Linked DNA regions of Homo sapiens: region 2 is linked to region 1. Evidence: chromatin loops called from intact Hi-C (ENCODE). Cell type or tissue: ovary. All regions are shown on one strand. Links, peaks and the distances in the headings refer to the core of each region. The heading gives the core; the rest is flanking DNA.

Region 1 (15,599 bases), core at 1-8,000:
CCACCACACCCGGCTAATTTTGTATTTTTTTTAGTAGAGACGGGGTTTCTCCATGTTGGTCAGGCTGGTCTGGTCTCAAACTCCTGACCTCAAGTGATCCGCCCACCTCGGTCTCCCAAAGTGCTGGGATTACAGGGGTGAGCCACCACGCCCAGCTGATACAATTTTTAAAACAGCTCATTGATGACCTCCAGGCTGTTCAACAGAAGCATCTCAAATTCCTTTTGACCATGTAGCAAGGAACACACCTGGCATGCTTCCGAAACAAAACCATGCATGGGGCCGGACATTGACCACCTCTCAGTGCTCAGGTCACCTGCTTAGGTCATGGCCAACACACAGGTGTCACGGGGCTCCACAAGGCCACAAGCTTCACTGCCCCTACCCAGGGGCCCAGAGCAGCTCCGCCTCTCATTACCTCATGTCATTTTACACACTAAGCCTACCTCAGAAAACACCGAGGAAATGGGGTGCCTGGCTCCTTCCACTTCTCACCTCACACTTCCCAGTGCACACAGGAGCCCCAGAGGCAATGAGAGAGCAGAAACTCTGCCTCGTTCAACAGTTTCTATCTCAGATGATGAACAGAAATGAGGAGCCTCTCACTATTACCTACTGAAAATACAAGCAGGTAAATGTTCTTCTCTTGAGTTAAACAGGAAACCTAAGAGATTCCTGGCTGGGCGTGGTGACTCACACCTATAATCCCAGCACTTTGGGAGGCCAAGGCAGGAGGATCGCTTGAGGCCAGGAGTACAAGACCAGCCTTGGCAACATGGTAAAACCCTGTCTCTACAAGAAAAAATAAAAGTAAATAAAATACCTATTTAAAAAAAGAAGAAAAGATTTCTGAAAGGCACAACTTCCTGACAAACTTTGTTCCCAAAGTGGTCGTGACCTGTGAAGATGGGGAGACGTCATGACCTGAGGATGGGGGGAGGTCATGGCCTGTGAGGATGGGGGGAGGTCATGACCTATAAGGATGAGTGGAGGTAATGATCCGTGAGGATGGGTGCAAGTCATGAATTGAGCATGGGGGAGGTCATGACCTGTGAGGATGTGGGAGGTCATGACCTGAGGATCGGTGGTCATGACGTATGAGGATGCGGGGAGTTCATGACCTGAGGCTGGGGGGATGTCATGACCTGAGGATGGGTGGAGAACACTGTCATTCCGACTGAGCATCAGCTCCTCCATGATGTTTGGCCTGTTTAAATGTTCACAACTGGTTGATGATCAACGCCACACACTGCTAATGAGGAGCTCAGCACAGTAAGGAGGGGCCAGGGGATCTTGTTTACATCTTCAAGGCTGCTCATGGGTTCTATGCACAGAGACCAGCCAGAGCTTCACCCAGGGCTCCTACACAACCGACAAACGCAGCCACACCCTCTGGGGCATTTTTCTGAGCAACCCCTTTCCTTCTTAACCATGCTGAGTTTTTAAAATGTCTTAATACCCTTATTATTAAACCATTTCCACAGATTTTTCTAGACTTCTTTTGCTCATTCAGTCCTCTCTGGCTTTCTGCTGTGAGTAACAAGTGATTCACCTTGCCCCTCGTAATCCCTGGGAGTGCCAGCTGCCTGGCCCTGGAAAACCGCCCACCATGCCAGGATCACATCTGAGATCGTGGCACAGCCACACTTAACCATGCACAAAACGCTCACCAATGCTGCCTAGAAGGCTCTAGACGTTCAGGACACAGCAGACTCAGGAAGTCATGTGATGCTTAAATATTCTTCCACTATGTAGGTACCACAATGACAGATAATCATTGTGCCATCAATTTTTTGGCATAAGCCACTTGCCTTGGAGATGAGCTCGTCATGATTGGCCAGGTGTGCTCTGCAGTGGATACAGCTGTACGTTCGGTGACAGTTCGGCAGATACGCTTGGAAAGTTTTGGACTTTGTCATTTTCACCATCTCTCCTGGGCACTCCTCACTCAGCTCAGGGCTGGTTCTGGAAGAACCGTGGCTCTGCTGGCCTCTCTGACAAAAGCAACACTGGAAAATGCACGCAAGAGCCGTCGTTGTCCAGGAGGGCGTGTGGCACTGTCCACACAGCTGGGACGAGAGAAAAACGTAACCTGCCAACCAATCAGACAAAGTGGTGGGTTACAGAGAGAACATGCGTGTGAAGCAGGTACATATGGGATTCATGTGTTGTGAAGCAACACGCGGGGTGGGGGGGTGGCAGGACTAGAATTTTTTTTTTTTTTTGAGATGGAGTCTCACTCTGTTGCCCAGGCTGGAGTGCAGTGGCGCAATCTCAGCTCGCTGCAACCTCCTCCTCCTGGGTTCAAGCGATTCTTCTACCTCAGCCTCTGAGTAGCTGGGATTACAGGAACACGCCACCAAGCCTGGCCTCCCAAAGTGCTGGGATTACAAGCACCACTGCGCCTGACCAAGATCCAACTCTTTAGTATCAATTGTAGACAAAATGAACACTGACACCATGCCACTGCTTAACCACTTTACATTTAGTTGGAAGTGAAAAAATGAACTCCTTTTACATGCAAATAATTTGAGAAAAACATTGATTCAAATTCTTCTTATACCAGGTTTGGCTTTGGAAACATGAAAGGAGAGGCAGAACCAAGACGCCCGGTGAGTGGGCCCGGTGGCAGGGCTGGATGCACCCCACCCCGAATCCGGGAATTCACCACGCAGAGCACCAGGACATTGAGGAATGTGAGTGATGGATCCAGTATTATTTAATCTTTAAGAAATTCCAGTCCTGAAATAAACCCTTATGTATGGTCACATGATCTTCAACAGGGTGTCAAGACCATTCAATGGGGAAAGGACAGTCTTTCAACAAATGGTGTCACAACAACTGGATATCCACCTGCAAAAATATAAAGTTGGACTCTTACCTAACACCGTATACAAATTAACTCAAAATAAAAGACCTAAATGTGAGAGCTAAGACTATAAAACTCTTAGAAGGAAACACAGGGGAAAAGCTTCATGACATTGGATGTGGCAATCATCTCTTGGATACGATACCAAAAGCATGGGCAGCAAAAGAAAAACAGACACATTAGACTTCGTAAAAATTCAAAACTTCTGGCTCGGTGCAGTGCTCACGCCTGTGGTCCCAGCACTTTGGGAGGCTGAGGTGGGTGGACCACTTGAGCCCAGGAACTCAAAACCAGCCTGGGCAACAAAGCAATACCTCATCTCAACTAAAAATACACAAAATTAGCTGGGTGTGGTCCCTGTGCCTGTGGTCCCAGCTACTTGGGATAGCTGAGGTGGGAGGATGGCTTGAGCCTGGGAAGTTGAGGCTCAAGTGAGCTGAGATCGTCCAACTGCACTCCAGCCTGAGCAACAGAGTGAAACCCTGTCTCTAAATAAATAAATAAAAACTTTTGTGCTTCAAAGGATACTATCAACAGAGGCAACCCAGAGAATGAGGGAAAATATTTTTAAATCATATACCTGATAAGGTGTTAATATCTAGAATACATATATTCTATATTCTCTCTATACATATTCTCTATATATCCATATTCTCTATATATCCTAGTTATTGGAATATGTAAAAAAAAAAAAAAAAAACAACTACAACTCAGCAAATCAAACAAACAGGTTAAAAAATGGATAAAGGGCCGGGTATGGGCCCGGCGTGGTGGCTCACGCCTGTAATCCCAGCATTATGGGAGGCCGAAGAAGGTGGATCACTAGGTCAGGAGATCGAGACCACCCTAGTCAACATGGCGAAACCCCGTCTCTACTAAAAATACAAAAAATTAGCCGGGCGTGGTGGCGGGTGCTTGTAGTCCCAGCTACTTGGGAGGCCGAGGCAGCAGAATTGCTTGAACCCAGGAGGCAGCGGTTGCAGTGAGCCGAGACCATATCACTGCACTCCAGCCTGGGCGACAGAGTGAGACTACATCTCAAAAAAAAAAAAAAAAGGAAAATGGATAAAGGACCTATGTATCTATATTCTCTATATATTCTAGTTGTTAGAATATGTTAAAAAAAACTCAGCAAAAAGAAACACAATCTGATTAAAAAATGGACAAAGGACCTATATATCTATATTCTATATAGTTATTAGAATATATTTAAGAAACTCCTACAACTCAACAAAACAACCCCAATCTGATTAAAAATGGACAAAGGACTTATATAAACATTTCTCCGAAGAAGATATACAGATGGCCCACAAGCACGTGAAAAGGTGCTCCATGTCACTGATCCTGAGGGAGGCAGACAAGGACCACGTTGAGACACCACCACACACCCTCTAGGACGGCTACTATCAACGCGCACACACGGAAAATAAGCGTTGGTGAGGATGTGGAGGAATTGGAGCCTTGTGCATTGAGGGTAAAAATGTAAAATGCTGGAGGCACTATGGGAAACAGTATGGTAATTCCTCAAAAAACGAAATATAGAATTACCATGGGCTCCAGCAATTCCACTGCTGGGTATAAATCCACGAGAACTGAAAACAGGGTCTCAAAGCCATGTCTGCACACCCATGCTCACAGCGACATTATCCACAACAGCCACGAGGGGGAAGCAACAGTGTGTCCCTCCACAAACGGGCATTCTCATGATCAAAATGTGGCGTCTGCATACAGTGGAATGTTATCCAGCCTTTAACAGGAGGGGGCTCCTGTCACAGCTACAGCATGGAGGAACCCTGAGGACACTATGCTCAGTGAAGTAAGCCAGTCACAAAGGACAAATATTGTATGAGGTACTTAGAGTAGTGGGACTCAGAGACAGAAAGAGCTGCCAGGGGCAGGGGAGTCCCCGCTTCATGGGTGCAGTGTTTCAGTTTTGCAACATGAAGAATTCTGGAGGTTGGAGGGTGGCGATGGCTGTACAAAAATGTGAATATATTTAATGTCACTGAACTGTACACTTAGAAATGGTTAAGATGGTAAGAGTTATGTGTACTGACTACAATTATTTTAAAGAAGAGTGTATCATTTTTACATTTCTAAGGTCTCATTAACAAAAGAAGGTTAAGTCCATGACTGATGCTGCCATCATCAGCAACAGGACGTGCGCCAAGTTTTCCTGGTGGCACCACCCCAGCCTGGCCTGTGACAAGGGGCCTGCAGAGAGTCAGGCACACCGGATTTTCTTTCAGGCCAAACAGAAGAGCAAGGGTTTCCCCAAATTCGAGAGCACGGGGCTGGGAAGAAGAGCCAAGCGCCAGCAGTGTCCTCACACCTGCTCCTCCTGAGATGCACCCCCCACCGCCCCCCACCCCATGTGACCTCTGCTCCGGCAGCAGCCTGTCCTGTGCCCTTCCATGGGATGACACCCAGGACGGCGTCTGCCCCCCACCTGCGCAGGCACGCCTGCATTAGAGGGTCACCTTCTCACATCTGGGACTGAAGATGTGTGTGGGCAGAACGCAGCGTTTGTAATCGTGTGAACGGAAGACACAAACGGCCGGTGGCGGCCACCCAGGATGGTACTGGGACCCGGTCACCACGGCGCTGCTGTGCCCTTCCTTGGTGCCCCGGCCTGAGATGCTGCCTAACTTGGACTTGGTGCTTCTTGGTCTTTGCTTGTCCTGATGGCTGTGCCCCGTGTGTGGCCCTGAGCCACACTGCTGCGTGTTCCGTGTTTTGAACTTGACACCGACGATGCTGTGAGACTTCTCTGCTGACGTGCAGCCAAGTCTGCCTCTGTCCCCATGTGCAGCTGGGCCCCCTTCACCTGGTGTCCCGTCAGATACACTGCATGCAGCCACTGACGGGGTGTGGATGTGTATCGGCTCCCAGGCTGGCTACTAAATGGTGCTGCTGTCGCTGTCACCTCTCCTGAGCCGCACAGGCAGGTGTTTCGTTGGAACAATCCCAGGAGCAGATGCCCGTGCACACAGCAGCACCTCCCAAGTGCCGGTGACAAGGTCATCCTGCCAGCAGCGAACATGAGTCCCTGCTGATCTTTATCCCGCCAACTTGATATGGTCAAATTTTAACACTTCTGCTGCCTGGCAGGTATAAGGCAGCAGCATCTCATTGTGGCTTTAATTTGCTTCAACCTGACCATACAGGTGGGCACCTTTTATGATTCCTCCTTTTCAAATCTTTGTCACATTTTCTATTAGCTGCTGGTCCTTTCCTTACTGATTCGTAGGAGTAAGTGATATATTCTGAAAACTAAAGCATACATTAAGCCATATCGGTCGTGGAATGATAAGCATTACTGGAATGTGGACATGACTGTGCCTGTGATGTAAGCTTCAGGAAACTATAGTGTAAGGCATGTATGTATAGTATGTGGATAAATGGATATGCCATATACACACACACACATACATATACATATATGTGTGGATTATGTATGTACATGTGCATTAATGGGTTTCAAGTTCTCTAAAAGAAAAAGTGTAACTAGACAAAAAAACTATTAAGGCTGGGTGTGGTGGCTCACATCTGTAATCCCAGCACTTTGGGAGGCTGAGGCGGGCAGATCGCCAGGTCAGGAGTTCGAGACCATCCTGGCCAACATGGTGAAAACCCCGTCTCTATTAAAAATACAAATATTAGCTGGGCGTGGTGGCGTGCGCCTGTAGTACCAGCTACTCGGGAGGCTGAAGCAGGAGAATCACTTGAACCCGGGAGGCGGAGGCTGCAGTGAGCCGAGATTGCACCACTGCACTCCAGCCTGGAGACAGAGTGAGACTCCATCTCAAGAAAAAACAACAACAACAAACAAACAAACAAAAAAACCCCACGCTGCTTACTATGTATAGTTCAAATAAAAAACATAAAAGGTAGATTTTTTATTTTTTTTATTTTTTTGAGATGGAATCTCTGTCGCCCAGGCTGGAGTGCGATGGCACCATCTGCGCTCACTGCAACCTCCGCCTCCCGGGTTCAAGTGATTCTCCTGCCTCAGCCTCCTGAGTAGCTGGGACTACTGGCACGTGCCACCACACCTAATTTTTCTTTTTCTTTTCTTTTTTTTTTTTTTTTTTTGAGACAGAGTTTCGCTCTTATTGCCCAGGCTGGAGTGCAATGGCACGATCTTGGCTCACCACAACCTCCACCTCCCGGGTTCAAGTGATTCTCCTGTCTCAGCCTCACGAGCACTGGGATTACAGGCATGCGCCACCACACCCAGCTAATTTTGTATTTTTAGTAAAGACGGGGTTTCTCCATGTTGGTCAGGCTGGTCTCAAACTCCCAACCTGAGTTGATCCACCTGCCTTGGCCTCCCAAAGTGCTGGGATTACAGGCGTGAGCCACTGCGCCTGGCCCTACACCTGACTAATTTTTGTATTTTTAGTAGAGATGGGGTTTCACCATGTTGTCCAGGCTGGTCTCAAATTCCTGGCCTCAAGTGATCTGCCTGCCCCGGCTTCCCAGAGTGCTGGGATTACAGGAGTGAGCCACCGCGCCCAGACTAAAAGTTACATTTTTAAAAAAGAGGTGACTTAAGATTTCATAGAAACCAACTTTTTGTAAAACTATGATAAGCCAAATACTTGGACCAGCCCTCCCACTGAGAAGTACCAAAAATGCTGACAAAATAAAAGGATGTTTTCTTAAAGGCATCCAGGGGCTGACAAGACAGTGAGGAGCCGCCAGGCACCATCTGGGGAAACCAGAAACCAGAGAGGCGAGCCAAGCCGCTCTTGCCCTGAAAACATCTGCCCCCATCCAGCCACCCCGGGCTTCCGATGAGAACTCTAAGGCTGGTCCCCACCCCACAGAGCAGTGATCATAGGACAGCCCTCACAGGACTTATGGCCCAAATTCACACCAGTGAGAAGATTCCAAAAGCTCACAGTTGATGGATTTAGTTTAAATTGGCTTTAGGCTGACAGCGCCCTGAGGTACCTGGCAGAAGGAAGCGTAAACCTAGTTTGGAGGAAGCATCTTTATCCTAGATCTGAAAAATTCCCACAAAGTCATTTTTCCAGGACAATGAGTAATGCAGTCAAAAGTAACCACACATTCACAGAAACAATGCCCCATGAGCAAGGACAGAAAAGGCCAGCAGCAGGACCAGATCCAGAGACTCAACATCTCAAAGACCTGAGGCAGACCATGAGGCTCCTCCACTTACCTGTACTCACGGAGGGAACCGATGAGCTTGAGAGTATATGTAACCAACAGCAAACGAGAAAAAAAATGACCTTGCAGAAAAACAGGTGTAGACATTCTAGAAATAAACAGCATTCAGCCCAATGGGTTTAACAGGAATAGGAGAATAAAAAGAGAATACCTACACTGAAGATACGTCAGAATAAATTATGCTGAATAAAGAAGAGCGAGAGGCCGGGCGCGCTGGCTCACGCCTGTAATCCCAGCACTTTGGGAGGCCGGGGCTGGGGGGGCGGGGGGCGGATCACAAGGTCAGGAGTTCGAGACCAGCCTGGCCAACACGGTGAAACCCCGTCTCTACTAAAAATACAAAAATTAGCCGGGCGTGGTGGTGTCTGCCTGTAGTCTCAGCTACTCAGGAGGCTGAGGCAGGAGAGTTGCTTGAACCCGGGAGGCGGAGGTTGCAGTGAGCTGAGATTGCGCCACTGCACTCCAGCCTTGGGTAACAGAGCAATAGTCCGTCTCAAAAAAAAAAAAAAAACAAAAAAACAGTGAGGAAGGTGGAAATATGAGTCTTAAACTAAGAGATGTGAAGCAGGGAGAGATGACATTTATTTGGATTTCAGAAGGTTGAGGCAAGAAGAAAATGGGGTAGAGGCGCTTTGTGAATAATTGATGATTGTGGATTCTCCAGAATTAAGGAAAAGCTACTAATCCACAGACTTAAAAAGCCCAACAGTCCTAAAGCAGGATAAATAAAAATAAAGCCACAGCTAGACAAATAATGAAACTGCAAAACACCAAAGATAAAGGGGAAAAAAGTCTTAAAAGTGTCCAGAGGAAGGAAAAATGACCTGTTCAACAGAACAAGCTCCCAGGTAAAACAAGAGCCCAAAAGGCAGCAGAGAAAGGGACAATTATGATTCTGAAAGATAATAACTGATATCTCAGATTTTACATTCAGTGAAAATATCTTTCAAGAAGTGGGGCAAAGGCTGGACATAGTGGCTCACACTTGTCATCCCAGCACTTTGGGAGGCCAAGGCAGGAGGATTGCTTGAGCCCAGGAGTTTGAGACCAGCCTGTGCAACAGTGAGACCCTGTCTCTACGCAAAAAAAGTGTTTTTCAATTAGCCAAGTGTGGCGTCACGTGTCTGTGGTCCCAGCTACTAGGGAGGCTGAAGTGGGAGGATTGCTTGAGCCCAAGGGGTCGAGGCTGCAATGAGCAGAGATTGTGCCACTGGACTTAGCCTAGGTAATGAGTGAGACTCTGTCTCAAAAAAAAAAAAAAACAAAAACAAAACAACAACAACAACAACAAAGAGTCTGAGTCTGGGTGCAGTGGCTCATGCCTGTAATCCCAGCACTTTGGGAGGCCAAGGCGGGTGGATCATGAGGTCAGGAGATGGAGACCATCCTGGCTAACACAATGAAACCCCATCTCTACTAAAAATACAAAAAAAATTAGTGGGGCGTGGTGGTGGGCACCTGTAGTCCCAGCTACTTGGGAGGCTGAGGCAGGAGAATGGCGTGAACTCAGGAGGTGGAGCTTGCAGTGAGCTGAGATCGCACCACTGCACTCCAGCCTGGGCAACAGAGCGAGGCTCCATCAAAAAAAAATAATAATATAAATAAATAAATAAAAGAAAAAAGACTGGCATAAGATACAAAAACAGGTCAATGTGACATGAAAGAGAGCCCGGAAACAGACCACAGGTGGATACAGACAGCACAGAGGAGCTCTGCAGCGCCTGGAGAACAGTTCCCAGGGGAATACTGCTGGACCAAGCACATCTGCAGGAGAAGAGAAACCAAGCTGAATCCGATTTCATTAACAAAATCAACAGTTCATCACATTTATCAACAGAGATGACTTCATCTAGCAGGAATTTTGTGGAGGAAATTTCTGTACAAAGGTATACACGTGTAAATACACACACACACACACACACACCATCTTCTAAATGAAGTCCATTTCTTTCTCCAATATTATGTTAAAGAATTTCTGAAAAAGTCTGCCTATATTGGATATTCCTGATGGGTGATTTCCCCAAACCTTAAACTCTTTTTCTTACTAGCTGCTATTAAGTCATCTTGTGCCAATCCTGAAATTTTCTCTTGGGTTTCTTAGAATCAAGAAGACCTCACATTTAGCGTTAACACAGTACATTTTATTAGATCTTATCTATTGCCCTGAACTACTGGGCCCTTCATGAATCTGAACCCTGCCATCTCTTCCATCTGGCATCTCTTCCATGAAACTTGCTGACATGCCCTGGGGAGGTCATGGGGACAGGTATCAGCTCGGCCACCACCCTCCAGGAGCCCAGCACCACTTCCACCTCTGCTCTCCTGTCCACATGTCCCACACGGTGCACGAGGATGTCATGTGACAACTTGTCAGTAGCTCATTCAAATCCATGCATGTTGCACCAGTTCATGGAAGGAAGCGTTCTGACTTCACTTCTTACTGAACTCATGTTCAATCTCTGTGATATTTTCAACTAAGTTTCTTGTTACTAAAATGAGACTTAAATTAATAAACTTTCATTTCTCTCTTCTTTCCCTGGACTTCCCTTTAACAAAGATACTAAGAATATGAAGTGAAGCAGCTAAGAGAGAGACAGGAAACTTATTCACAAACTGGGTATTCAGGTCTCTAGCGTTCAGAATCCCTGCTCCAAGTGACTCAAGTAGAGAGCTACAGAAACTGCCCTTCACTTTGTTCATCATTTTAAAATAAGTAGTATCAGCCAGGGGCGGTGACTTATGCCTGTAATCCCAACACTTTGGGAGGGTGAGGCAGGAGGATCACTTGAGGTCAGGAGCTCGAGACCAGTCTGGACAACATGGCGAAACCCCGTCTCTATTGAAAATACAAAAATTAGCCAGGCGGCCGGACGCGGTGGCTCACGCCTGGAATCCCAGCACTTTGGGAGGCCCAGGCGGGTGGATCATGAGGTCAGGAGTTCAAGACCAGCCTGGCCAAGATGGTGAAACCCGTCTCTACTAAAAATACAAAAATTACAGCGCACCTGTAATCCCAGCTACTCAGGAGGCTGAGGTGGGAGAATCGTTTGAACCTGGGGGGCGGAGGTTGCAGGGAGCCAAGATCGCACCACTGCACTCCAGCGTGGGTGACAGAGCGAGACTCCATCTCAAAAAAAAAAAAAAAAATTAGCCAGGCGTGGTGGTGAGTGCCTGTAATCCCAGCTACTTGGGAGGCTGAGGCAGGAGAATCACTTGAACCTGGGAGGCAGAGGTTGCAGTGAACTGACATAGCACCAATGCACTCTAGCCTGGGTGACAGAGCGAGACTCTGTATCAAAAAAAAAAAAAAAAAAAAAGCAGTATCACTTTTTTGTGTGTGAGACAAGGTCTCAGTCTGTTGCCGAGGCCGGAGTGCAGTGGCATGGTCACACAGCTCACTGCAGCCTTGACCTCCTGGGCTCAAGCAATCCTCCCAGCTCAGCCTCCCAAGTAGCTGACACTACAGGCCCATGCCACCACGCCTGGCTAATTTTTTTGTTGTAGAGATGGGGTCTCACTTTGTTACCCAAGCTGGTCTCAAACGCCTGGGTTCAAGTGATCTAACCGCCCCAGCCTCCCAAAGTGCTGGGATTACAGGCATCAGCCACCACACCTGACTGCGATTTTTTGAGACAGTCTCACTCTGTCACCCAGGCTGGAGTGCAATGGCATGATTTCGACTCACTGCAGCCTCCACCTCCTGGGTTCAAGCAATTTTCCTGCCTCAGCCTCCTGAGTAGCTGGGCCTACAGGCATGCACCACCATGCCCAGCTAATTTTGTATTTTTAGTAGAGATGGGGCTTCACCATGTTGGCCAGGCTGGTCTCAAACTCCTGACCTCACATGATCCACCCGCCTTGGCCTCCCACCCACCACGGCTTCCCAAAGTGCTGGGATTATAGGCATGAGCCACCATGCCTGGCCGATTTTGTTTTTTTTTTTTTTTTTGAGAGTCTTGCTCTGTCACTCAGACTGGAGTGCAGTGGTGTGATCTCAGCTTACTGCAAACCCTGCCTTCTGGGTTCAAGCAATTCTCCTGCCTCAGCCACCAGAGTAGCTGGGACTACAGGTGCACACCACCACACCCAGCTAATTTTTTTGTATTTTTAGTAGAGATGGTGTTTCACCATGTTGGCCAGGCTGGTCTCAAACTCCTGGCCTCAAGTGATCTGTCTGCCTCAGCCTCCCAAAGTGCTGGGATTACAGGTGTGAGCCACTGTACCTGGCCAACATTTTGGGTTTTTTGGGGGGGGGAGGGGAGGACAGAGTCTCGCACTGTTGCCCAGGCTGGAGTGCAGTGGCACAATCTCAGCTCAGTGCAACCTCCGCCTCCTGGGTTCAAGCCTCAGCCTCCTGAGTAGCTGGGATTACAGGCGTGTGCCACCACGCCCGGCTAATTTTTTTTGTGTGTATTTTTAGTAGAGATGAGGTTTCACCATGTTAGCCAGGATGGTCTAAATCTCCTGACCTCGTGATCTGCCCGCCGCAGCCTCCCAAAGTGCTGAGATTACAGCAGTGAGCCACCATGCCCAGCCTTTTTTTCTTTTTTTTTTTTTTTTGAGACAGAGTCTCGTTCTGTCACTCAGGCTGGAGTACAGTGGCGTGATCTTGGCTCACTGCAACCTCCACCTCCTGGGTTCAAGCGATTCTCCTGCCTCAGCCTCCTGAGTAGTTTGGATTACAGGTGCACATCACCATGACTGGCTAATTTTTATATTTTTAGTAGAGAAGAGGTTTCGCCATGTTGGCTAGGCCGGTCTCCAACTCCTGACCTCAAGTGATCCACCTGCTTTGGCCTTCCAAAGGGCTGGGATTACAGGCCTGAGCCACTGTGCCCGGCCCAACATTTTTTTTTCTTTAATTGCTGTTTGTCCTGAACACATTTTAAGTGGACAGAACATTGTAGACTCTCGGTACAATGGACAGCAGATCTCTAGGGCTCGTTCATCTTCCTTACCTGAAACTTTATGCCTGTGGATTAATAAATTCCCATTTCCTCCTCCACCAAGCCCCTGGCAGCTACCATCCTGATGTTTGATTCCATGAATTTGACTTCTCTAGATACCTCATGTAAGCAGAATCATGCAGTGTTTGTCCATACCTGGCTTATTTCACTGAGCACATAATGTCTTCAAGGTACATCCATGTTGTTGCCTACTACAGAATTCCCTTGTCTTTTTTTAAGGCTAAATAGTAGTCCATAAAGAGAACATGGTATACACATACAGGGAAAGCACTTCAAAAAGTGGCCATTTGGCCAGCGCGGTGGCTCATGCTTGTAATCCCAGCACTTTCGGAGGCCAAGGCAGGCAGATCACAAGGTCAGGAGTTCAAGACCAGCCTGGCCAATATGGTGAAACCCCATCTCTACTAAAAATACAAAATTAGCCAGATGTGGTGGCACGTGCCTGTAGTCCCAGCTACTTGGGAGGCTGAGGCAGAAGAAATGCTTGAACCCTGGAGATGGAGGTTGCAGTAAGCCGAGATCACGCCACTGCACTCCAGCCTGGGCAACAGAGTGAGACTCGTTCTCAAAAAAACCCCAAAACCAAAAAACACCTGTCTCTACTAAAAATACAAAAAAATAGCCAGGCATGGTGGTGCATGCCTGTAATCCCAGCTACTTCAGGGGGCTGAGCCAGGAGAATCACTCGAACCTGGGAGACGGAGATTGCAGTGAGCCGACATCGTGCCACTGCATTCCAGCCTAGGCAACAGAGTGAGACTCTGTCTCGGGGGCAAAAAAAAAACAAAACAAGTGGCCATTTGCCAAGGGTTTTGTTTATTTTGAATTTCTAAATGCCATGAATGCCTAACTGCAGATCATCTTTTGGGAGAAAACGCAAGCCCCCACCCCACAGTCCGTAACCTCTGGGGCCAACACTGGTGCACATCGCTTGTCCTTCCACAAAGGACACCTGTGTTAGGAGTAAGAGCACAGGAAGTGAGGACCCTGGGCAGGAAGGGGTGGCAACGACTTCTGGGGGATTATTTTTTTTTAATTAATTTTTTTTTAAATATGCTGCCCAGGCTGGAGTGCAGTGGCTATTTACAGGCACGATGCCACTACTGATCAACATGGGAGTTTTGACCTGCTTTGTTTTCAACTTAGGCCTGTTCACCCCTCTTTAGGCAACCTGGTGGTCCCCTGCTCCTGGGAGGTCACCATATTGATGCCTAACTTAGTGTGGACAACTGAACTGCATAGCACATTACAGCCCAGAACTCCTGGGTTCAAGCGATCTCCCCACCTCAGCCTCCCGAGTTGCTGGGACTACAGCAGTGAGTGGTGCGCCTGGCAGGGGATTTTATTTAATTAATTGTTTTTTTGAGACAGAGTCTCACTCTGTCATCCAGGCTGGAGTGCAGTGGCGTGATCTCGGCTCACTGCAGCCTCTGCCTCCTGTGTTCAAGCGATTCTCCTGCCTCAACCTCCCAAGTAGCTGGGACTACAGAAGTGCACACTGCACCTGGTGGGGGATTTTAGTTAATATTTTTTGAAACAGAGTCTCACTCACTCTGTCATCCAGGCTGGAGTGCAGTGGCGCGATCTCGGTTCACTGCAGTCTCTGCCTCCTGGGTTCAAGCCATTCTCCTGCCTCAGCCTCCAGAGTAGCTGGGATTACAGGTGCAGGCCATTACATTCAGCTAATTTTTGCATTTTTAGGAGAGACAGGGTTTTGCCATGTTAGCCAGGTTGGTCTCAAACTCCTGACCTCAGGTGATCCACCACCTCAGCCTCCCAAAGTGCTAGGATTACAGGTGTGAGCCACTGTGCCTAGCTGGAATTTTATTTTATTTTAATTAATTTTTTTTTTTTTGAGACGGAGTCTCATTCTGTTCCCCAGGCTGGACTCACTGCAACCTCTGCCTCCCAGGTTCAAACGATTCTCCTGCCTAAGCCTCCTGAGTAGCTGGGTCTACAGGTGCACGTCATCACGCCCAGCTGATTTTTTGTATTTTTAGTAGAGACAGGGTTTCACCATGTTGGCCAGGCTGGTCTCCAACTCCTGACCTCAGGTGATCCACCCGCCTTGGCCTCCCAAAGTGCTGGGATTACAGGTGTGAGCCACCACGCCTGGCCTGGGATTTTATTTTTTAAGCTGCTGTTGGGTATACACATGTCCATTTTATTAATCTTCATTTCTCATCTGTACGTACCATGTATGTCTTGAGATGGCAAAAGGATCTTCCATTGAGTGAAAAGTGAGTCTCCCATCCCAGAGCCCCAGTCCCACTCCAGGGACAGCACAGCAGCAGTTCCTCTTGACCTCAGGAACATTCCACAGGCACAGGCTCCGTGTACCTCCTTCAAACCTCATCACACTCTGCTTAAATAATTTAGTATTTTGTAATTATGAAATAGTTCATTAAGGCTGGGCATGGTGGCTCACACCTATAATCTCAGCACTTTGGGAGGCCAAGGCAGGCAAATCATGAGGTCAGGAGTTTGAGACCGGCCTGGCCAACGTGGTGAAACCCCATCTCTACTAAAAATACTAAAATTAGCCATGCGTGGTGGCGGGCACCTGC
Region 2 (15,624 bases), core at 4,151-12,150, 350 kb after region 1:
TTCTTCCATTTGTTTGTGTCCCCTTTTATTTCATCGAGCAGTGGTTTGTAGTTCTCCTTGAAGAGGTCCTTCACATTCCTTGTAAGTTGGATTCCTAGGTATTTTATTCTCTTTGTATTAATTGTGAGTGGGAGTTCACTCATGATTTGGCTCTCTGTTAGTCTACTATTGGTGTATAGGAATGCTTGTGATTTTTGCACATTGATTTTGTATCCTGTGACCTTACTGAAGTTGCTAATTAGCTTATGGAGATTTTGGGCTGAGATGATGGGGTTTTCCAAATATACAATCTTGTCATCTGCAAACGGAGACAATTTGACTTCGTCTTTTCCCAGTTGAATACCCTTTATTTCTTTCTCTTGCCTGATTGCTCTAGCCAGAACTTCCAACACTGTGTTGAATAGGAGAGGGCATCCTTGTCTTGTGCTGGTTTTCAAACAGAATGCTTCCAGTTTTTGCCCATTCAGTATGATATTGGCTGTGGGTTTGTCATAAATAGCTCTTATTATTTTGAGATATATTCCATCAATACCTAGTTTATTGAGAGTTTTTAGCATGAAGGGCTGTTGAATTTTGTCGAAGGCCTTTTCTGCATCTATTGAGGTAATCATGTGGTTTTTGTCGCTGGTTCTGTTTATGTGATGGATTACATTTATTGATTTGCATATGTTGAACCAGCCTTGCATCCTAGGGATGAAGCTGACTTGATCGTGGTGGATAACCTTTTTGATGTGCTGTTGGATTTGGTTTGCCAGTATTTTATTGAGGATTTTCGCATCAATGTTCATCAGGGATATTGGCCTAAAATTCTCTTTTTTTGTTGTGTCTCTACCAGGCTTTGGTATCAAGATGATGCTAGCCTCCTAAAATGAGTTAGGGAGGATTCCCTCTTTTTCTATTGATTGAAATAGTTTTAGAAGGAATGGTACCAGCTCCTCTTTGTACCTCTGGTAGAATTCGGCTGTGAGTCTGTCTGGTCCTGGACTTTTTTTGGTTGGTAGGCTATCAATTATTGCCTCAATTTCAGAACCTGTTATTGGTCTATTAAGAGATTCAGCCTCTTCCTGGTTTAGTCTTGGGAGGGTGTATGTGTACAGGAATTTATCCATTTCTTCTAGATTTTCTAGTTTTCTTGTGTAGAGGTTCTTATAGTATTCTGATGGCAGTTTGTATTTCTGTGGGATGGGTGGTGATATCTCCTTTATCATTTTTTGTTGTGTCTATTTGATTCTTCTCTCTTTTCTTCTTTATTAGTGTTGCTAGCGGTTTATCAATTTTGTTGATCTTTTCAAAAAACCAGCTCCTGGATTCATTGATTTTTTGAAGGGTTTTTTGTGTCTCTATCTCCTTCAGTTCTGCTCTGATCTTAGTTATGTCTTGCCTTCTACTAGCTTTTGAATGTGTTTGCTCTTGCTTCTCTAATTCTTTTAATTGTGATGTTAGGGTGTCGATTTGAGATCTTTCCTGCTTTCTCTTGTTGGCATTTAGTGCTATAAATTTCCCTCTACACACTGCTTTAAACGTGTCCCAGAGATTCTAGTACGTTGTGTCTTTGTTCTCATTGGTTTCAAATAACGTCTTTATTTCTGCCTTCATTTCGTTATGTACCCAGTAGTCATTCAGGAGCAGGTTTTTCAGTTTCCATTAGTTGAGTGGTTTTGAGTGAGTTTCTTAATCCTGAGTTCTAGTTTGATTGCACTGTGGTCCGAGAGACAGTTTTTTGTGATTTCTTTTCTTTTACATTTGCTGAGGAGTGTTTTACTACCAATTATGTGGTCAATTTTAGAATAAGTGCGATGTGGTGCTGAGAAGAATGCATATTCTGTTGATTTGGGGTGTAGAGTTCTGTAGGTGTCTATTAGGTCTGCATGGTCCAGAGCTGAGCTCAAGTCCTGGATATCCTTGTTAACCTTCTGTCTCATTGATCTGTCTAACATTGACAGTAGGATGTTAAAGCCTTCCATTATTATTGTGTGGGAGTCTAAGTCTCTTTGTAGGTCTCTAAGGACTTGCTTTATGAATCTGGGTGCTCCTGTATTGGGTGCATATATATTTAGGATAGTTAGCTCTTCTTGTTGAATTGATCCCTTTACTATTATGTAGTGGCTTTCTTTGTCTCTTTTGATCTTTGTTGGTTTAAAGTCTGTTTTATCAAAGACTAGGATTGCAACCCCTGCTTTTTTTTTGCTTTCCATTTGCTTGGTAGATCTTCCTCCATCCCTTTATTTTGAGCCTATGTGTGTCTTTGCACATGAGATGGGTCTCCTGGATACAGCACACTGATGGGTCTTGACTCTTTATCCAATTTGCCAGTCTGTGTCTTTTAATTGGGGCATTTGGCCCATTTACATTTAAGGTTAATATTGTTGGGTTTGAATTTCATCCTGTCATTATGATGTTAGCTGGTTATTTTGCCTGTTAATGATGCAGTTTCTTCATAGCTTCAATGATCTTTACCATTTGGCATGTTTTTGCAGTGGCTGGAACCTGTTGTTCCTTTCCATGTTTAGTACTTCCTTCAGGAGCTCTTGTAAGGCAGGCCTAGTGGTAACAAAATCTCTCAGCATTTGCTTGTCTGTAAAATATTTTATTTCTCCTTCACTTATTAAGCTTAGTTTGGCTGGATATGAGATTCTGGTTTGAAAATTCTTTTCTTTAAGAATATTGAATATTGGCCCCCACTCTCTTCTGGCTTGTATGGTTTCTGCTGAGAGATCCACTGTTAGTCTGATGGGCTTCCATTTGTAGGTAACCTGACCTTTCTCTCTGGGTGCTTTTAACATTTTTTCCTTGATTTCAACCTTGGTGAATCTGACAATTATGTGTCTTGGGATTGCTCTTCTTGGGGAGTATCTTTGTGGTGCTCTCTGTATTTCCTGAATATGAATGTTGGCCTGCCTTGCTAGGTTGAGTAAGTTCTCCTGGATAATATCCTGAAGAGGGTTTTTTTTTTTTGGTTTTTTTTGAGACAGAGTCTCCCACTGTCACCCAGGTTGGAGTGCAGTGGTGCGATCTTGGCTCACTGCAAACTCTGCCTCCTGGGTTCCCACCATTCTCCTGCCTCAGCCTCCCGAGTAGCTGGGACTACAGGCACCCACCACCATTCCCGGCTAATTTTTCATATTTTTTGGTAAAGACAGGGTTTCATCATGTTAGCCAGGAGGGTCTTGATCTCCTGACCTCATGGTCTGCCCACCTCGGCCTTCCAAAGATCTGGGATTAGGAGGCATGAGCCACCGCACCTGGCCCTGAAGAGTGTTTTCTAACTTGGTTCCATTCTCCCCGTCACTCTCTGGTACAACAATCAAACATATATTTGGTCTTTTCCCGTAGTCCCATATTTTTTGGAGGCTTTGTTCATTTCTTTTCACTCTTTTTTCTCTAATCTTGTCTTCTTTGTTTATTTCATTAATTTGATCTTCAATCACTGATATCGTTTCTTCCACTTGATTGAATCGGCTATTGAAGCTTGTGCATGCGTCACGAAGTTCTCATGCCATGGTTTTCAGCTCCATCAGGTCATTTAAGGTCTTCTCTACACTGTTTGTTCTAGTTAGCCATTCGTCTAACCTTTTTCAAGGTTTTTAGCTTCCTTGCGATGGGTTAGAACATGCTCCTTTAGCTCAGAGAAGTTCGTTATTACCGACCTTCTGAAGCCTACTTCTGTCAACTCGTCAAACTCATTCTCTGTCCAGTTTTGTTCCCTTGCTGGCGAGGAGCTGTGGTCCTTTGGAGGAGAAGAGGCACTCTGTTTTTTGGAATTTTCAGCTTGTCTGCTCTGGTTTCTCCCCATCTTTATGGTTTTATCTACCTTTGGTCTTTGATGTTGGTGACCTACAGATGGGGTTTTGGTGTAGATGTCCTTTCTGTTGATGTTGATGCCATTCCTTTCCGTTTGTTAGTTTTCCTTCTAACAGTCAGACCCCTCGGCTGCAGGTCTGTTGGAGTTTGCTGGAGGTCCACTCCAGACCCTGATTGCCTGGGTATCACCAGCATAGGCTGCAGATCAGTAAATATTGCTACCTGATACTTCCTCTGGAAGCTTCGTCCCAGAGGGGCACCGCCTGTTTGAGACGTCTGTCGGCCCCTACTGGGAGGTGTTTCCCAGTCAGGTTGCATGGGTGTCAGAGACCCGCTTGAGGAGGCAGTCTGTCCATTCTCAGAGCTCGAACACCATGTTGAGAGAACCACTGCTCTCTTCAGAGCTGTCAGACAGGGACGTTTAAGTCTGCAGAAGCTGTCTGCTGCCTTTTGTTCTACTATGCCCTCCCCCAGAGGTGGAATCTACAGAGGCAGTAGGCCTTGCTGAGCTGTGGTGGGCTCTGCCCAGTTCATGCTTCCCTGCCTCTTTGTTTACACTGTGAGCTACTCAAGCCTCAGCAATGGCAGGTGCCCCTCCCCCCATCAAGCTGCAGTGTCACAGGTTGATCTCAGACTGCTGCACTAGTAGTGAGCAAGGCTCTGTGGGCCTGGGACCTGCTGAGCCAGGCAACGGGAGGGTATCTCCTGGTCTGCCGGTTGCTAAGACTGTGGGAAAAGCGCAGTATTTGGTCAGGAGTGTACCATTTCTCCCAGTACAGTCTGTCAGGCTTCCCTTGGCTAGGAAAGGGGAATCCCCCGACCCCTTGTGCTTCCCGGGTGAGGTGACACCCCACCATGCTTCAGCTCTTTGGGTTGCACCCACTGTCCAACTAGTCCCAATGAGATGAACCAGGTACCTCAGTTGGAAATGCAGAAATCACCTGTCTTCTGCGTCGATCTCACTGGGAGCTGCAGACCAGAGCTGTTCCTGTTTGGCCATCTTGGAAGAGACCTTCCCTGTGTATTCCGAGCCTTCTGCATTCTGCCATCACTGCAGCCTCCTCATGTTGGATGGACCTGATATTTTTGCTTTTCTAGTAATTCAGAAATCCTCAGTGGAAAGGCTGTTTATTAATATGAGTTATCTCCAGACAGGGCAAAGGTGTGGTCTATGGATGCTGTGGATTAGCAATGACCAGGCTCTCAGGTGACTCCACTCATGTGATTTTCACAGAAAGACTGCTGTCTGGCCAGTGAGCAGCACAGGGCACTGTGAGTCACACTCAGTGTCTGCACAGTGAAAACCCAAAACTTGCCACCCCCCCCAAACTCCCCAGGGCTGGGTAGATGGAGTCTGCACTCACTGACACAGATTTAGCAGCTAGATATGGTCCCAGCACCCCCACCTTCTTCCAAGTCCTGTGTGCCAGACACCCCGACAACAGCTCCCAGATACTGATAAATCCATCGGGAGAGTTGGGGGTAGGCAGTGGGAGCAACACACTTGCATCCATAACCCCTCCTTTGTGAGGCCACTGAAGGGGATAAGAGAGGCCTGGAGAAGCCATTCCAGCTCTGGACCTCAGGAGGGCTGTGTCCACTGTGACCTGGGCACCTATTCTCCTGTGATATTCTATCATTTCTCAGGTAGGGACAGGTCTCACGTCCTGGGGAAGCCCCCTAGCCTGAGTTCTTGCCCTGTGTTTCACTCTCACCCTTTGTCCTGATTCCTCACCCACGATCATCTTTGCTTGCAGGTTCCCTCTCTCAGCCTTTGCTTATTCAGCTGCCCTCCCTCTCTGCACATCTGAGAAATGCTATAAGACTTCCCTGTACCCCAAGTAGTGGCTGCATTGTTGGAGGCTGTCACATATTCTTGTACCAGCAGAAGTCACGGAGCCTTCCCCAGTATCTCCTGAGATACTACTCAGACTCAAGTAAGCACCAGGACTCTGGGGTCCCCAGTCACTTCTGTGAATCCAAAGATCCCTCGGGCAATGTGCAGGGATTCTGCACATTTCTGAGCAGCCTGAGATCAAGTCCGACTATTACTATTTTACATATCACAGCAACAGTGGCACTTTCACTGTGCTCCAGACTTACGGGGAAGTGAGATTAGAACCTCCCCTGCATTCTCTCTGCCTTGTGCAGGCAACAATACACTGTCTGGGACCGAGTGTGGCTCATCAGTAGCAGCTTTGTTGTTTGTATTTTTCATTCTTCAGTACAGGGTGGGACCTTTCTACTGGCCTCCATTAATAGTGAGAGTCAAACAAGACAGTCTGTGGGTGACTCCAAAGTCTAACTCAGGGTTTCCTTATGTTAGTTAGCTTGGACTACTCTTGGCTCCTCCCCAGAGATCTCAACTTCTCTGGAATTCTCCAGGTGCCACAAGCACTGATTTCAGTCTTGGCCTTGCACCTCCCCTGAGCAGCTTCTGACTCTCCTCTCATTACATCTCCATTTATGGCCTGTCACCCACTCAATGTGTTAAAAGGTAAAGCATTTTGCAAAGTACTTATCCTGAACTTTAGCCCCAAATCCACCCAGCTTCCCTAGCCCAGGCCAGCTCTGCTTCTTATGAGGCTGATGAGAGGTACAAGGGCTGCGACCCTTGCTGAGTCCATTCCTGAAAATGCCCCCAATAAAGCCTGATTAGTGCCAATGCCACAGGACATTGTTCTGTTTCCTTTGCAGGTGGTGCCCAGTGAGGAAAGTTCTTCCTCCTGAATATGAATATTTTGGAGCATGAAACAGCTGAGCTGATCTGGGGAGGGGAGGCAACCCCTTGTGATGGTGGTCAGATTGCTTGGTTGGGATTGTCACAGACCATGTGATAATGGGATTATATTGCATATCACAGATGCCCTGGACCCTCAAGTGTGCTGGGGAACTCTGGTTAAAGAATAGAAGTGATCCCTTTGTTCATATTCACTATGCTGGATGCCCTTTTGAGATCCCTGCAGGACGCTAACCCTCTGACTGCAGCAGCCTTGCCCTTTGATCTGAAGCTTTTATCATACATTGTCCTGCTCAGGGGATTTGGGTGGGGCGTTACTCCTATATATCATCACAAGAAAGGGATTCTCTGGAGACTAAATGCAAACTGGAATATCCCCTGGAGGCTGTCCCCCTGATTGGGAAATATGAAGAGACTAGGGGTGCTCAGTGTTTAAAATAAAACTTCAGAGAGTAGAGTCTGAGTGTAAACCCTTCAATTCCATTTAATCTCTACAAATGTATATAATGTCAAAACATAGTTATGTCATATATTTACACATGTGCACACAAATCTATTAATACATGTTCATAAGTTCACACATATGCTTTATGTTATACATATATGCATTTATACATCAACTGATGTTATTATAATCATAGTTTTACAGACTCAATTTTCCTTTGGGTTTTTCCACATTTCCCCACTTTCTTTAACACTTATTTCTTGAAAATTTTGGTGGCTGCTTACTGAGATTTTACTAAAAAAGAGCTTCAGAATTTCATTTAGAGTAGATCTTGTGGCAAATTCTATTTTTTTGATCTGAAAAAATGGTATTTTTTCTCTTTTTTATTTTTAAAACTTATCTTGAAGCATAATATGTAAAGTGAAATTTGCAGATCTTAATTGTAAATTTCAGTGTGCTTTTTATGAACACATATACTCATGTGCCCCATGCGTACTCACAACATTTCCATTGCTGCAGAATTAAAACATTTTGTTCTAGTCAATGAAATTATTCCATTACAGAATAGATATGTGTACCACATAGAATGTGTACCTGAGACACACTTCCCCTGGGGACTCCTTATAAAGTGCGGTGAATTGTGTGTCTTTTTTCCCATTGAGGAGGCCAGTGTGGAAAACTAAAGACTGAGATGATGTAGAAAACTGCCCTGAGAGGGAACCTCACTCTGCCCTGAGGTAGGGAGCCAGCACTGGTCAAGGCCCCGGTGGAGGATGGCAACTCTGTTGGGTCCACCTGGCCTCTGGTCACAGGCACGATGGACCTGGGCCTGGGCAGCAGGGGGCGCTGTGGGGCTGGCACTTAGAGTCTGTGGGGCTCTTAGCTGGGAAATGATACCTGGCCCTGGCCTCTGCCTAGGGCTCACTGGGGCCAGCAGCTGGGTCCTCTCTGGGCCCTTTGGGAGCCTCAGTCCAGGTACATCCCAGGCCTACTCTTCCCAGAAATGACCCAGCCACTGGGACTGCACACGGGCCCAGGGAGGGGCACGCTTGGGCAGGGGAAGAGGAGCACATTTGCATGAAAGGCCCATCTCTCTCCTCTAAGGCTAGAGGGTGAACACGAGAGACCTGCCGCGTGGCTTCCTCTGCAGAGATCCGGGGAGTCTGCACCATGGCCTTGACCCCACTCCTCCTCCTCATTGTCCTCCTTCACTGCACAGTCCAGGACAGCACAAAGCATCCTGATCCCCCAGCTCACTGACACCACCTCCCAACTCATGCCAGAACTGTCCTTCCCTGTTCTGCTTTATTCAGTGTATAATGGCTGTCTGTGTTTTCGGGATCCCTCTGGCAGCCCGTGCCGACTCAGTCGACCTCTGCATCTGCCTCCCTGGGAGCCCTGGCCAAGCTCGCCCACACTCAGCAGTCAGCATAGCAGCTATGCCATTGAATGCTTTCGGCAGCAGCCAGGGAAGGCCCATCAGTACCTGATGCAGCTTAAGAGTGATGGAAGCCACACCAAGGGGGCTGGGATTCCCAGTCACTAGTTCTCAGTCTCCAGGACTGGAGCTGACCACTATAGTGTCATTTCTACAATCCCGTCTGAGGATGGAGCTGACTATATCTGTGGTACAGATTGTAGCATTGGTGTGCCGTTTGGGTAAAGCACAGATAAATGGGGAAATGAGACAAAAACTGTTTTTCTACTCTGCTACCAAGGTTGAAAAATGGCTCTCAGAACCAGTGTCTGCTGACCTGCATACTCAAATATGTTATGTGTGTGTGTGTGTGAATGCGTGTGTGTGTGTACTTTAATTTTACGAGTAGAGAGCCAGATATTTTCTGATTCCTGCTTCAAGTTCCCTTGGAAACAGCTTTTTAGGCCAGGCCTCTAGGGAGTGCACTCTGATCTGTAACTATTGCGCAAATATTACAACAGAGCCTGTCTCCTCCTGCTGGTCTGGTGTATTGTGGCTATATAGGGGGGTGCAAAGAAATTCTCCTTTTCATATTCAGACACTGGGACTCAGCTGCATACCTCAGTCCTGTCTTATTGAGATCATTTAAATGATCAATCTTAGAAGAAAACTTCTGACTTAAATAAATTTTAGAAGTCTATCAACATGCTAGAAAGCATATTCCAGATAAATAAAAATAGAATAAAGATTTATAGAGATTGAGATGAAAAGCTTTAAACCCTTTGGGGGTTTCTGAAGGTATTCTCAGGTGTTCAGTGCCTGGGATTTGGGAGTAAGGGATAAGGAGGAGAACTTATTTCCAACACACTGAAGATGACAACAGATAAGCAGAAAGTTACCAAAGAAGGAGGAATAGAAATAGCCATGAATATCATCCTGGTAACCCTGATCTGGAATGAAGGATTTCATTTATTTACTTATTTATTTATTTATTTTCAAAATAAGTACATCTCATGGAGTCCTTGGCAAAAGCTGAAGGAAGTATTGCTTCAGGAAATATCTGTCCAGTAATTAGGAAACTACTAATGTGATTGAGCAGAGACTTCATTAACTTCACATGCAAAGAATACAGACTTGCAGAACCCTCCTGGAAAACCATGAAACAATACATCATCAACAATAACAACTATAGCAAAAACAGCAACAACATCAACCAAAACGCTTTACAAAAAAGTTCTAATTTCCAGAACTGTCACATTATATTATTTAAAATTTCCATTTGTCAAAGCAAAATAATGAGGTAGGTTCAAGACACAGGAACATATTGCCATATATAACGGAAAATAACAAAGAAAAAAACATTAAAAAAACAAAAAAATTAAAAGTTGACAAAAACTATTTTCAAAGAGGCAGAAACACTGGTCTTATTTGACCAATACTTCAACTCCATTATTTCTCCATTTGCTCAAAGAAATTTTAAAAATGTAAAAATGTTCAAAAAAGCATGAAAAGAATGTATCTCCAAATAAAGAATATTAATAAAAGATATAAAAGAAAGAGTCATTGAAATAAACATAGATTAATTGATATTATCCTATTACAGGAATAGAATGAAATAAGGGTGGAAAAATACGCAGGACCTAAAGACCCTCTTGACACCATCAAGTGTACCAATATACACATAATGAAAGGCCCAGAAGGGTAAGAGTGAGGAAAAGAAACAGAATAATGTAATTGAAAAATGGTAACCAAAACTTTCCCAAATTTGACAAAAAGAAACATACTCAATCCCTAAAAAGTTCAATAAACCTTAATCAGCATTAATCGGAACTCATAGATATAAAACTTATGGAAAGCGTCATGGTGGGATAAAGCTTACTAAGTTCTAAAAAGTCAAATAGACAAAGACGGTTACACCAAAAGTGTGTCAATTTCTGTTTCCTGCCATGATGCAATAGATGGAGTTCTTACACCATAAACAACACTTTAAGACATAATCGAGTGCATGTAATGACTATTTCCAGACAGTGAATATTGGCCAACAGGGATAACTTGATTATGTAACCTCAGAGAAAGGACCCTAACACGCAAATGAGCACTGCAGTGGACACGGATTTCTTTTTCTTCACTTTTTTTTTTTCGAGTTAGGGTCCTGCTCTGTCGCCCAGGCTGGAGTACAGTGATGTGATCTCCGCTCACTGCAAACTCTGCCTCCCAGGTTCAAGCAATTCTCCTGACTCAGCCTCCCGAATAGCTGAGATTATAGGCACTCACCACCATGCCCAGCTAATTTTTTTGTCCTTTTAGTAGAGAGGGGGTTTCGCCATGTTGGTCAGGCTGGTCTTAAACTCCTGACTGATCTGCCCACCTCGGCCTCCCAAAGTGCTGGGATTACAGGTGTGAGCCACTGCACCCAGCCAACACAGATTTTTTTTTTTTAATTATACTTTAAGTTTTAGGGTACATGTGCACAACCTGCAGGTCTATTACATATGTATACATGTGCCATGTTGATGTGCTGCACCCATTAACTCGTCATTTAACATTAAGTATATCTTTTTTTTTTTTTTTTAGACGGAGTCTCGCTCTGTTGCCCAGGCTGGAGTGCACTGGCTCTATCTCGGCTCACTGCAAGCTCCGCCTCCCGGGTTCACGTCATTCTCCCGCCTCAGCCTCCCGAGTAGCTGGGACTACAGGAGCCTGCCACCACACCTGGCTGATTTTTTGTATTTTTTTAGTAGAGACGGGGTTTCACTGTGTTAACCAGGATGGTCTCAATTTCCTGACCTCGTGATCCGCCCGCCTCGGCCTCCCAAAGTGCTGGGATTACAGGCGTGAGCCACCGCGCCTGGACCACAGATTTTTTTTTGGAGACAATTTTTGGCCCAGAAGGAGGTGGTGACCAAGATAATCGTGAGCTTTTTACACAGCTCAGAACACACAGATGAGAAGTCAGAAAAACATAGATGGCTGAGACTTTCAGAGCAAGACACCGAAAAGCAGGCAGCTACACAGAGCAAGGTCCCTGCGCTCTGCATGAGGCCCCTTTGGATTTGGTTGGGCAAAACATGACACCTTGCAGGGGGCTCTAATTTAATGAATAGGCCTTCCCCTACTGGGAACTAAGATTCATATTTTTTCTCTCTGTCCTGTTTTTTCACCACTGTATCTACAAACCCTAGGACTCAGCCTAGCGCAAACAGCCAATTAATACCATGTTTGTTGAACGAATATGTGAATTCACCTAAATAGAATTCTCAGTAAGAGAAAAAGATCTGAGGAAAATAAAGTGATTTTTACTGCTTTATGTGTATTTTGAGTTTGGGTTGTGAATTGATTCAAGGGGATATATTAAATTAGAATGTTGACTTCTGTGTTTAGAGAACAAGAGAGGAATATGAACTTGAGTGCTGGAAAGGTGACCAGCAGGATGGACTGGGTCCCATGGGTTTGTGCAGAGACCATGGAAAAGGATGAGCCTCCAGTTACTAAGTAATTGAACAAGATATATTTTAGGTAAACACTTATTTTATAATCACCTGTTGGAATGGGTGATAACTGTAGATGTGACTGTTATTCATTGACTCTCTGAAAAAATTATTTATTCAAGGCAAGAAAGATTGGAGAATAGTTTTATCTTGAAACACTTTTCATAAACATGACATATTCTTGCTAAAGCAGATACCATATTCATCTCCAAGCTGGAAGGGTTATCTCATCTTCCCAAACATGCACCCCTTATAGTATATTTTATCTGCTTTTATGGCATGTCCACTTTCTTGGTCACAGACATTGTAAGCCTCAGAGTTTAATTTGTTTCTCTACTGTATACGTATGGCACCTCCAGTTGGTCACTGAAGCTGGAGATTGAAATCCTCTACATCCCCCAGATCTGTCCTCTGGCTCTATGGCGCTGTCCTGTTCCATCAGACCTACATTGCCCTTCCTTGTGTGAACCCTAACCTAAGTCCAATCTCTACTCCATGAAAGCTGTCTGTAACAGAAGCCTGGCACCTCTTTCTCCTTTTTATGAAATAAATATCTATTTCTATAGATAGATCTAGATCTAGACATTAATAGCTCCAAATCTGTAGAGGACAAAGTGCCTAGTTCTCAGGTGATAACCAACCCACATCTTCTGTCCTGGAATATCCAGCCCCAGATATCACCCCATTTTCTCCTCCCTGTCTCGCTAAATATATATTCACCCACCAAGCCACTGGGTTTGTAGTAATTTGTCACAACAAGAACAGAAAAATATGTGGAAAAGAATGGAAGAGGAGTGTTGCTGTTAAAAAAAATACTTAAAATATGGAAATAGTTTTGGAAGCAGACAAGAGATAGAGTTTGGCAGAATTTTGGAAAGCATGTTAGAAAAATCCTAGATTGCTTTGAGCATGGTGTTAATGCAGATATGGTTGCTAAAGACTTGGCTGGGATGGGCTCAGTAGGAAGTCAGAAGCATGGTAGCGAAAAAGCTACATTTTCTTTCTTTTTTTTCTTTCTTTTTTTTTTTTTGAGACAGGGTCTTGCTGTGTTGCCCAGGCTGCATTGCAGTGGTACAATCTTGGCTCACTGCAGCCTCCACCTCCTGGGTTCAAGCGATTTTTGTGCCTCAGCCTCCCAAGTAGCTGGGACTACAGGTGTGCGCCACCATGCCCGGCTAAGGTTCGTAATTTTAGTAGAGATGGGGTTTCACCATGTTGTCCAGGCTAGTCTCCAACTCCTGACTTCAAATGATCTGCCTGCCTCAGCCTCCCAAAGTGCTGGGATTACAGGCATCAGCCACTGTGCCTGGTCTAGTTACATTTTTCTTAGCAAATACCTAATTATACATCTACAGACTGGAAGTAGAAATACAGCCAGTACCAGCACTTTGGGAGACCAAGGAGGGCAGATCATAAGGTCAGGAGATCGAGACCATCCTGGCCAACATGGTGAAAACTTGTCTCTACCAAAATACAAAAAAATTTAGCCAGGTGTGGTGGTGCATGCCTGCAGTCCAAGCTACTCAGGAGGCTGAGGCAGGGGAATCACTTGAACCTGGGAGGTGGGGGTTGCAGTAAGTCCAGACAGATCACACCACTGCCCTCCAGCCTGGTGACAGAGTGAGACTCCATCTCAAAAAAAAAAAAAAAAAAAAAGAAAGAAAGAAAAGAAGATAAAAGAAATACATCCAGTAAAGGAGCTCCTGGTGCACTGATGGGAGTTCACAGGGAATTAAGAGCGCTCTTTTGACTTTTGTGGGAAAACCGGAGGAAAGGGGATCATTGTTTTTTGGTGGAAAACAGGTTGGCTGGATTGTTTCATGCAATTGTATGGAAAGCAGAACAGGTGAGCAGCAAACTTGGATATTTAGCTGAGAATATTTCCAAGCAAAGTATTAAAAGTATAACCTCATTCATTCTTGCTGCTTACAGTAAAATTTTGTGATAAAAAATGTGAAGTAAGGGAGGAAGTCTTAAATGGAAAGAAACTAGGGCATGATAATTGAGGAGATTACTAGCATATTTCACCAATTACTTGCTCATTCCCTCTTTTCTGGGAGACCCTAAAAGTAACTCATCATTTACTGTTTTCCATCCGCTTCCTTCCTTGTCTAGAATATGGGCCTGGACCCTCCACAAGATGCGTAGAGAAGTCAGAAGGCCTTGTCCTGTGCAAGCATTCAAGCATCCACTCCTCGCACTAATATTTCTAGACAGCAAACTGGTGATCCTTGCTCACCTGAAACATACATACGGGTTGGAGGAAGACAGAACCTAACACACCTTACCTGTGTGATGTTCAGGGCTGGCCTCTAACTTCTGAGAGCTTCATTTCACTCCACTTCCTACAAGGATTGCTCATGCCCTCCTTCACTTGTGGTGAAGTTCAAACAATACATTAGATTTGACATCTTTGCCAAGAGCTGTAGAGTGCAAGGTGCTCACCCAGAGCTACATCTTCCAGCAGATGAGGCTCACAGTTAAATCACTGCTATGGTGTCCGTCAACTCAGGCACTGTTGTGCCTTTTCACAGAGCATCGCCTGTTAACTGCTTCACCCACCCACTGTGGGAGTCCAGGTAGGAGGACAATGCCTCCCCACTAGCTGGCTCCTCTCTGGTTGTACCTGTGGGTCACACATGCAGGTGACGGTTTGTACTACCTCCTACCTGGCTGTACTCCCCAAAGCCAGGGCTGACACCCCTCACTGCACTTCCATTCCATCCCATCAGTCACAGGAGGCAGCTATTGGCTCATTACCCTTTGCAAGGAGTTCAAGGGTAGAAGTGGCCCATTTATAAGAATATTTATATGGACTATCTTGTATATCCTGTGAATCATGATACTGTTAAATCAACTCTAATACATCATGTTTATGTCCACTGAAATGATGATGATAAAAGGAAAAGTGATATCTGGACACGCAGACTGAAAAAGATCCCAAAGATTCTGCACACAAGGCCCCTATTCTCTGGGGACATGTGGGAATTCAATGGTCTTGCTGACATATAGAGTTTGCTTCACTCTGTGTCAATCTGAGGCATTTGTGACCTCAGAGTTGTGTTTTCTAAGAATTTACCATGTGTGGCAGCTGGACTTCAAGTTATACCTAAATATCTCTGTCTCCTAGCACTCACATCCCTGTACATATTGAAAAGGGATCACTAGTACAATTGATAGGATATTGAGAAAATGACTGATGCCAGGCCATAATACACTTTGAGTTTTGCGTTCTGCTCTCTCAGATCACTTGCTTTGGGGAAAGCCAGTTGCCATTTGTGAGGACACTCAAGTAGTCCCACAGGGAGTTTCATGCAGCAAGAAGCTGAGGCCTCCTGCCACCAGCTTTGTGGCTCAGTGAAACTGTAAGTTGATTCTATTGCCTTGGTAAAGTCTTCTCATGGCTTTAGTTCCCCCCACTGAAATCCTATTTTCAACCTCATGAGCCTATCTGAGCCAGAGCCACCTTGCTAAACTGCTCCCAGGTTTCTGACCCACAGAAACTGTGGGATTGCACATCTTTGCAGTTGCTAAGTTTTGTAGTATTTGATGTGAAGTAATTGAAACTGGATGCATCGAGAGAGGGGAATGGAGGTGGCAGAGTGGGTGGAATTAGGCCTGGAGGTCTGCTTTCAGTGAGATGTGATGGGACCATGGCAGACACCTCCCTGTTTCTGATTCCAGTGGATTGCTTACTGGGCCTGGCCTTTTTCTTATACTCCATGACTTCATT

The links. A loop is a pair of places that touch in the nucleus more often than their neighbours do. Peaks named below come from ENCODE experiments on the same cell type or tissue, not always from the same donor. Only the 100,000 strongest peaks of a DNase experiment are listed, where the experiment ranks them.
Region 2: a loop joins it to region 1, with 4 times the contacts of the local background. A loop is called at or near these places in 2 of 110 quality-filtered maps.

Annotation. Positions count from the first base shown.
Region 1 is chr22:21,708,817-21,724,415 of GRCh38, forward strand. It overlaps YPEL1 (yippee like 1), which reads right to left. Exons shown (of 5, transcript NM_013313.5): 2 at 1,812-2,092. The coding sequence starts at 1,928. It also overlaps the pseudogene RN7SL280P. Among named protein-coding and RNA genes, the nearest start is that of YPEL1, 19 kb to the right of the region's middle. RefSeq lists enhancers at 1,227-2,426, 4,795-4,844 and silencers at 5,053-5,211, 14,835-15,065. In ovary, for the core only: a CTCF peak has its summit at 4,516 (motif pointing right); a DNase peak (open chromatin) is centred at 4,545.
Region 2 is chr22:22,052,921-22,068,544 of GRCh38, forward strand. It overlaps IGL, the pseudogene IGLVIV-66-1 and the pseudogene IGLVV-66. Among named protein-coding and RNA genes, the nearest start is that of TOP3B, 78 kb to the left of the region's middle. RefSeq lists enhancers at 4,077-4,840, 4,841-5,604. In ovary, for the core only: no CTCF peak of the experiment used is centred there; DNase peaks (open chromatin) are centred at 7,831 and 8,407; H3K27ac peaks cover 957 bases.